Regions from separate parts of the Homo sapiens genome. Here all the other regions are linked to region 1. Evidence: chromatin loops called from intact Hi-C (ENCODE). Cell type or tissue: CD4-positive, alpha-beta T cell. All regions are shown on one strand. Region 1 has its middle 45 kb from the start of GDF10. Region 2 overlaps LOC105378291 (a long non-coding RNA gene). Region 3 overlaps GDF10 (growth differentiation factor 10).

Evidence for each region. Hi-C counts contacts between places; a loop is a spot of excess contacts. Peaks named below come from ENCODE experiments on the same cell type or tissue, not always from the same donor. Only the 100,000 strongest peaks of a DNase experiment are listed, where the experiment ranks them.
Region 2: a loop joins it to region 1, with 2.5 times the contacts of the local background. A loop is called at or near these places in 7 of 110 quality-filtered maps.
Region 3: a loop joins it to region 1, with 2.4 times the contacts of the local background. A loop is called at or near these places in 9 of 110 quality-filtered maps.

Annotation. Positions count from the first base shown.
Region 1 is chr10:47,254,216-47,256,715 of GRCh38, forward strand. No RefSeq gene overlaps it. Among named protein-coding and RNA genes, the nearest start is that of GDF10, 45 kb to the right of the region's middle. In CD4-positive, alpha-beta T cell, no CTCF peak of the experiment used is centred here; a DNase peak (open chromatin) is centred at 1,056.
Region 2 is chr10:47,205,758-47,208,257 of GRCh38, forward strand. LOC105378291 (a long non-coding RNA gene) reads left to right here. Exons shown (of 5, transcript XR_945937.3): 2 at 1,604-1,844. Among named protein-coding and RNA genes, the nearest start is that of GDF10, 93 kb to the right of the region's middle. In CD4-positive, alpha-beta T cell, no CTCF peak of the experiment used is centred here; DNase peaks (open chromatin) are centred at 1,094 and 1,714; H3K4me3 peaks cover 1,593 bases; H3K27ac peaks cover 2,432 bases.
Region 3 is chr10:47,308,770-47,311,269 of GRCh38, forward strand. GDF10 (growth differentiation factor 10) reads left to right here. Exons shown (of 3, transcript NM_004962.5): 2 at 1,027-1,952. Among named protein-coding and RNA genes, the nearest start is that of GDF10, 9.8 kb to the left of the region's middle. RefSeq lists an enhancer at 1,561-2,061. In CD4-positive, alpha-beta T cell, no CTCF peak of the experiment used is centred here; a DNase peak (open chromatin) is centred at 1,312; H3K4me3 peaks cover 217 bases; H3K27ac peaks cover 232 bases.

The sequences.
Region 1 (2,500 bases):
TGGACCCGGAGGCTTCTGGAGACCTGCAAGGCAGCCAGCCCTTGGGAAAGAGCACTTGGGGCCTGGGACAGCCGGGCTAGCCGGAAGACTCAGAGCCAGTCAGCAGGGTCCGTGGGACCTCATTTGTGGCACCTGCATTGAAGGCAGGCAGGGATACAGAGGAGAAAGGGCTTCAGAGCCAAAGACAACTAACTGGGTTCAAATCCCAGCTCTGCTCTGGCCGGGGCTGGGGCCGTGGGCAGCTTATTTGACTTCTAATCCCTCACTGGGAAAATAGAATCATAATACCCATCTCTCCAAGCTTTGAAAGGTTTCATGTGAGCATTAACACACACAGATGTGCTCAGAATTCTATCTGCCCAGAAAATATAGTCCTCTACCCCTCTCTAATACACACACACACACGCACACACACCACATTCCTCCAGCTGTCTGCCTCCTTCTGTGGTCCCTGGGGTAGGAATGACTTGTTCTCAGTTTCTTTCTGGCCAGGTGTCCCTCCATACTCAGTTCCATGGATTCTCTTCCCAAGATTGATGTGTTCTCAGATAAAGGTGAGCCAGTTTCCAGCCACCTGCCTGAGGGCAGCTGAATTCACACAGACACACACACACACAGACATACAGACACACACACACACACACACACACACACACTGCTGACTCCCAACACTAGCTCAGCAAATATTACTTAACAGGGCCTTTTTAGGTTGCTGAAAATTTCATGGTCACAGATGTTCCTTCCAGTTAAACAGTAAGCTGCTACTGGGCAAAGCTTCGTACAAAAGAGGGAAAATGCAGACCTCAAACCGAGTTTTGCTAAATGAAAGAAGGAGGAGATGGGAACTAAGGAGCTTTGCAGATCCAGCAAGATGTGACATGACCCAGGGTTTCAGGGTTTCAGCCCCAAGGCCACCACCACTTAGAGGAGATAGCACTAGAGTGTGTCCTTATGATGCAAGATCTGGGTTGGAAGAGGCCTCATGTGTCACCCTTCCCTAGCATCATGTGATGCAGGACATCCCCAGCAGCAGCTAGAGACACTTGCCTCGGGACCCAACCAGGGACGCAAACGCACTCCCCTTTGGGCAGCTCTCAGTGCTAACAAGTCCTCTGACTGGTGAAAACCTGTAGCAACTGAACCTTATTCCGCTGCCTGGGCCACGTAATACAGATCTGCTTCCTGTTCCTCAAGACAAGATGAGGACCCTTTACAGATTGAATGAGTCTTCTCATTCCCAAAATAAACCACGAACCATCAGCCCACTTTTTCTGGCAGGGAAGAGTCCCAAGGGTCCCACTCTCTTCTGCAGTAAAGGACAATGCATCACTTTACAACAGGATAAGACGGCTCTGGGGAGCCTCTAGGGAGCCCGTGCTGAAAACCCTCCCCTGGGCTACCTCACCTCAGCAGCTGGGGTGCTCTATGTGGTCCTGCCAAGGGCCGGGGACTGGCCTGGTGTCTGGGAGCCTTGTCTTCACTGCCCAATCATGGCGGCTTTGATCCCATGACTCTCAGCTTTTCCATCAGAATTCAGAGGGCAATAATAGCAACTGCTTGCTTGTAAAGTGCTTGGAGCTCAGAGGAGAAAAGGTGTCAGACAAGTGTAAAATGTTACTACTGGCACAGGCCAGAGGATGGAATGGAAAATCCCAGCAGAAATTGGGAACTCAGAGGAAGCCATTTGTCAGCTCCTCTGAACAAATGGATACAGGAAAAGGGGCCTTCCTCTGGCAGCCAGGCACAGCCCAGGTCAGCTGGAGGGGCTGGAGGAGATGCAGGTGAACATGAACTGTCCTGCCTTCTGACATCAACTACTGATTTAGCAGCCATGCCTTCCACCTCAAGACCAGCTGTCCATTGCACACCCTAGGCAGGGCTGCCAGCGGATGAGCCCAGGTACCCAGAGCTCCAAGCAGTCAGCTCAGCCCTCAGAAGCCTCCTGGAGAAGAGGACTGCAGGAACTAACCCACTGTAGCAGCCATCTGGAAGAACCAGCCCAGTTCTCAAACAAGGGTGCACCAGGCAGAAGAGCCAGTCAGCATGTAGCCGTGAAGACTGGGAAGGGCAGAGGGAAGAGGCACGAAGCACCTAGATGACGCGATGAACTAAGGAAAACTTTTAAAGCACTCTAATTGCTGTTCTCAGAAATTCAGGAAACGTATACATTCATTAAAGAATCTTCTGGCAATACATCTTCTTAGACATTATAAGTGTGACCCACCAATTCCTGTCTTCAAAGTGATCATCAGTAAATGAACTGAAAGATAAAGTCAAGGAAATCTGTCAGAACGTAGGGTAAGAAGACAAGGAGAAAGAACTTCAGATTAAAGTGACTCACATATCTTGTTAGGATTAATGAAAAAATAAAACCATCTAACATTTTAAAACATGAAGAATAAAGAGAAAATCAGAAACATGAGACAGAAAACATCATCACCTACTAATAAGTAAGACTGGCATCTCATTAACGAAACTTACTGTGACTACATTGTTGAAA
Region 2 (2,500 bases), 48 kb before region 1:
CCTGGAAGGGAAGAGGGGGTCAGTTTTAGACTTCAAATCCCAATAACTCCAGTTGGAATATAAACCCAGAGTGTGATGTGGTTGCTGAGAAAAGTAATGCTGCTTTGGTGACACTGCTAGAATCGTGCAACACCTAGAACAAGATCAGTGATAACACTTTATCTGACAACCATCAGACCAAGAGGTTCTGAATACTACACTAAAAGAAGGTGACATACAGAGTGGTTATCAAGACAGGGAGAAATTGGAGGTCACGTGAGGGGTGGTGGAGGGAACTGAGGCTATGGAACCGAGCAAGGAGGAAACATGCCAATGGCCTCAGGCATTTGAAGGGGCATGGGAGAGTGGGGGTGGGTAGAGCCAGTTCTATTAAGCATAGAGAATTGGACTTGAGAAGTGGCCCTGCCAGGAAGGTAGACAGGATCAGAACATGGAGGAATTTTACAAAGAGCTGTCTCAACATGGAATTTTCTGGCTCATAAGATAGTGAGACGCCATCGTGAAAGTGTCCAAAGAGAGGCTTGATAATCGTTTGTTAGGATTAATATCAAGGATCCTGAATTGGGATAAACTGGACTAATGGCCTCCAAGTTTCTTCCTCACCAAGACTCCGTAATCCTGAATCTGGCTAACACAAAGGTAATAGCTCAGAGGTTAGCCAGATGGAACTCTTTAGCAAATGAAGACAGCTTTTGTCTGTATGATCAACAGAGTTAATGTTCACCAATATTTGGTACTCTGCTACTTTCAGTTACACAGAGAATCATAAGGTATTCCTTGAATTTAGGTATGGCTAAGTAAATAGTTCTCACCAAAGAAACATGAATAGAAATAGGGCCACTCCTAGGCCCAAGCAATTAATTACAGCTTCTTGACCCTCCACCTCTTTCTTCATCCGCACCAGTTGGGGATTGCTTAGTGTTGAAATGGAAAGGCCAAAAGAAGGAAACAATCTGACTTGCTAAATATGGAGGAAAATTGCCTGGAGAATCACCCAGATCTGCAGTCTACTTTATGAGACCAAGATATCAACTTCTTGTGGTAAGCCACAAAGAGTTTTAGGTGATTTGTTACTGCAGCATAATTTAGCCTACCGTGGCTGCTATGCTGTGAGAACAAAGGTCATGTTAATTTCCTGTTGGGCCATAGAAGAGACTAGAGAAGATGAGCAGGGCTCTGAAGAGACAGATAAAAGGAGAGTCAGATCCCTGGGTCTGCCTATTTTCATGGAGGCTTGGAGCACTGTACATATTTCTCCAGTTCCCAGAGGCCATGACTAGGTCTCCTTCCCTGTTAAATGGGCAATACCTTACATGAAAGTTTGGGAACCAAGGTCACAGATCGTGAAATGAAGTTAAACTAGGCTGCTAGAGTTGCCACCTTGGCTCTGTGCAAAGATCAAAGGCTCTCTTTGGTGAGAAAAAGCCACCCTCATTGTGCCTGCCAACATTTTACATCTGGATCTACATATTATCTGCTGATTTTATAAACTACTTCCTTCCCAGAAATCCAAACTAGCCTTGTTTTATAGATGTGGAACTGCAGTCTCCTAGTTTCTGGATGAGCTTACACTGGGCCCTTTGGGCTTCTGTCTTCCCACTAGGCCATGCTATGGAGATTGCACAATGGACCTATTGCTTCAAAGGAGAGTCACACAACACTCCCCAGCCACTGTGTTGACAGCCCTGGGCTGGAGGAAAGGCAGCAGTCTTCACAGAGCTCACTTTACGGCTGGGCTCACCCTTCACCCCAAGACAGCTTTGATCACTGGGAAGTTTCCACAAACACAGAATGAATGAGGAAGAAGGTGATTATATTTTCGGTGTGATCCACGTGGACGAGAGGTGAGAGATGGAACGTCTGTACCATCAAGGTTTCTTTAGCTCCTTGACTTTACATGGCTGTCAGTTTCCCCTTAATGTATAGGTTTAAAGTAGTTGTATATTTTCTTGCTTTTTATCACTTTTCATCACGTAATGAAGATTTGAAGGTGTAAGCCACTTACGGCTTAATTTACTAGTGCAATTCGGTAGCAAACAAGTGCAGGAAGCAGCCTGCCTGCCTTCAAATTCCAATTCCCTCCTTTCTGCTTTCTATCTGTGTGGTTTCAGGCAAGTTACTTAGCCGCTCTGTGCTTTCGTTTCCTCATCAGTTAAATGGGTGTAATAATAATAATATCTATCTCATAAGGCTATGGTGGGATAACATGTATTAATATACGTGATGCATTTGGAAGTGTACTTGGCATAGGAAAATTTCAAGAAGTAGTAGCTATGTTTTATTAAGTTCTTGACTGGCAGCCAACCAAATTCCAGGAACTGTGGACACCTGCTGTGTGCTCAAGCCTAGGCTAAGCACTGTTGGGGAGTTTTAAAATAAGGTAATTAACAGGTCACTCCGAAAAGTCCTAGAATCTATCAGGAACCAAAACAAAAACAGACTAAGCAAAACTCTGAGTCATATTAGTAAGAAAGAAGTTAAGAATGGGCAATAGATAGGA
Region 3 (2,500 bases), 55 kb after region 1:
GTGTGCGGCATCCTAGGGAGGCACCAGGAAAGACTCCCCACTCCTCAGAAGCCTAGAGCGGACTTGGCCATTTGAGAACGCTCACTGATATATAATAATGTTTAGGCGATTCAAACCTGACACAATACTCATGCTGCTGCCAAGGTTGGGGCAGCTTCCTGGGACTGCTGACATGGCTGTGCTGCCCTGGTGCCCTGGGGAACGCCTGCTTCCACCAGGCAAATAGGAAGGAGTGGCCGGCAGCCCCAGGGAAGCCGGAGCTGGAGCATTCTTGAACCAAGTTGCAGATGTAATGGTTGAGACGTCCCGGTCTTTACCTGGACCTTGGAGATTTAGTCAGGTTGCCTTGTGTAATCCTGATGCTGCTCTTTTCTTGTTAAAACAATCTTAAAAGTCCTCAGGCAGAACAAAGAGCAGATGCCTAAATGGCTGTACTTTTGATCCTGGTTTCCCTTAGGAGGTGCTCAAAAAGCATGAGCGTTTATTTATTTCGTCTCTTTTGGAAGAATGTTTGGGTTTAATGTGAAGTGTATTTAATGATTGCATTTAAAAACTGATTGCATAAATAGAGGGCTGTGCAAATACAGGAGGGGCTGCCTTGATGCAGGGCTTGGACCCAACCCAAGCCATCCTGAGCACTTAATGAAGGTGTCAGTGACATTTGTTCATTTGTGCATGCAGAGGCAGTAGAGGGCAGGGGGAGCAAACAGGAGCTTTGGAGTCCAGCAGGCCCGAATGCCTCCCTGTCTGCCCCTATTTCTTTGCTGTTGCTTTTTGTTGTTGTTGTTGTTTGCTACGGGATATTGACAATCTCAACCTTAATTCCTCACCTGTGCACTGAGGATTGCAAAGGGCGCCCTCATCAGTTTCATGTGAGGATTACACGAAAGGAGGGAAGCAAAGCGGGGGAGGAGGATGGTCCTGAAAGTGTGGATCGGTGGGCGTTTGCTCCTCCAGCCCTGGGTGGGAGACCCTCAGGAGCACGAGCGAGAACTTCACAGCCTGTGGTCTCTCCTTCCCTCACAGAAGTGGTCGACCAGAAGGCCGTGTATTTCTTCAACCTGACTTCCATGCAAGACTCGGAAATGATCCTTACGGCCACTTTCCACTTCTACTCAGAGCCGCCTCGGTGGCCTCGAGCGCTCGAGGTGCTATGCAAGCCGCGGGCCAAGAACGCTTCAGGCCGCCCGCTGCCCCTGGGCCCGCCCACACGCCAGCACCTGCTCTTCCGCAGCCTCTCGCAGAACACGGCCACACAGGGGCTACTCCGCGGGGCCATGGCCCTGGCGCCCCCACCGCGCGGCCTGTGGCAGGCCAAGGACATCTCCCCCATCGTCAAGGCGGCCCGCCGGGATGGCGAGCTGCTCCTCTCCGCCCAGCTGGATTCTGAGGAGAGGGACCCGGGGGTGCCCCGGCCCAGCCCCTATGCGCCCTACATCCTAGTCTATGCCAACGATCTGGCCATCTCGGAGCCCAACAGCGTGGCAGTGACGCTGCAGAGATACGACCCCTTCCCTGCCGGAGACCCCGAGCCCCGCGCAGCCCCCAACAACTCAGCGGACCCCCGCGTGCGCCGAGCCGCGCAGGCCACTGGGCCCCTCCAGGACAACGAGCTGCCGGGGCTGGATGAGAGGCCGCCGCGCGCCCACGCACAGCACTTCCACAAGCACCAGCTGTGGCCCAGCCCCTTCCGGGCGCTGAAACCCCGGCCAGGGCGCAAAGACCGCAGGAAGAAGGGCCAGGAGGTGTTCATGGCCGCCTCGCAGGTGCTGGACTTTGACGAGAAGACGATGCAGAAAGCCCGGAGGAAGCAGTGGGATGAGCCGAGGGTGTGCTCCCGGAGGTACCTGAAGGTGGACTTCGCAGACATCGGCTGGAATGAATGGATAATCTCACCGAAATCTTTTGATGCCTACTACTGCGCGGGAGCATGTGAGTTCCCCATGCCTAAGGTAGGGTTTCTTCCGCCTTTTGCCAAATTCTAAGGCTCAGCTCTGCCGCTACCGTCAAGTTCCTCAGCCTGCAGGACTTCTGTTTCCCCATCTGCAAAATGGGAATAACAGTACTTCCTATCTATTCCAGGCAGGAAATAGGTAGACATAGGTCACCAAGTGGCAGCCCGTAGGGTAGTTGCCGCCCACATATGTGTGAGTTTGGCTGTGTTTTTTGAAGTATTGGCTTGGTTGAATTGGGACTTTAAAATGAGAACATTCTTTTGAAAAGCAGGAGAATCCATGTCTTTAGAAACGCATCCCCACATAGCAACTATCTGCAGAGGTTGAGTAGATGCTGCTTCCTGTACACACGGCAGGTCCCAGAAGCTCCCTCCTGACCAAGGCTCTCATTTCTGTTCCCAGCCTGGACCCCAGAGTGTGGCAATCTGTGACTAGCACAGTGCTAGCCTCAGCAGCTCTCCCACTGTAGATTCCCTCCTCCTTGCAGCTCAGGGCAGGAATCCACAGGGAATAGGCCTTCACTGTGCACAGGGTCTGCAGGACAC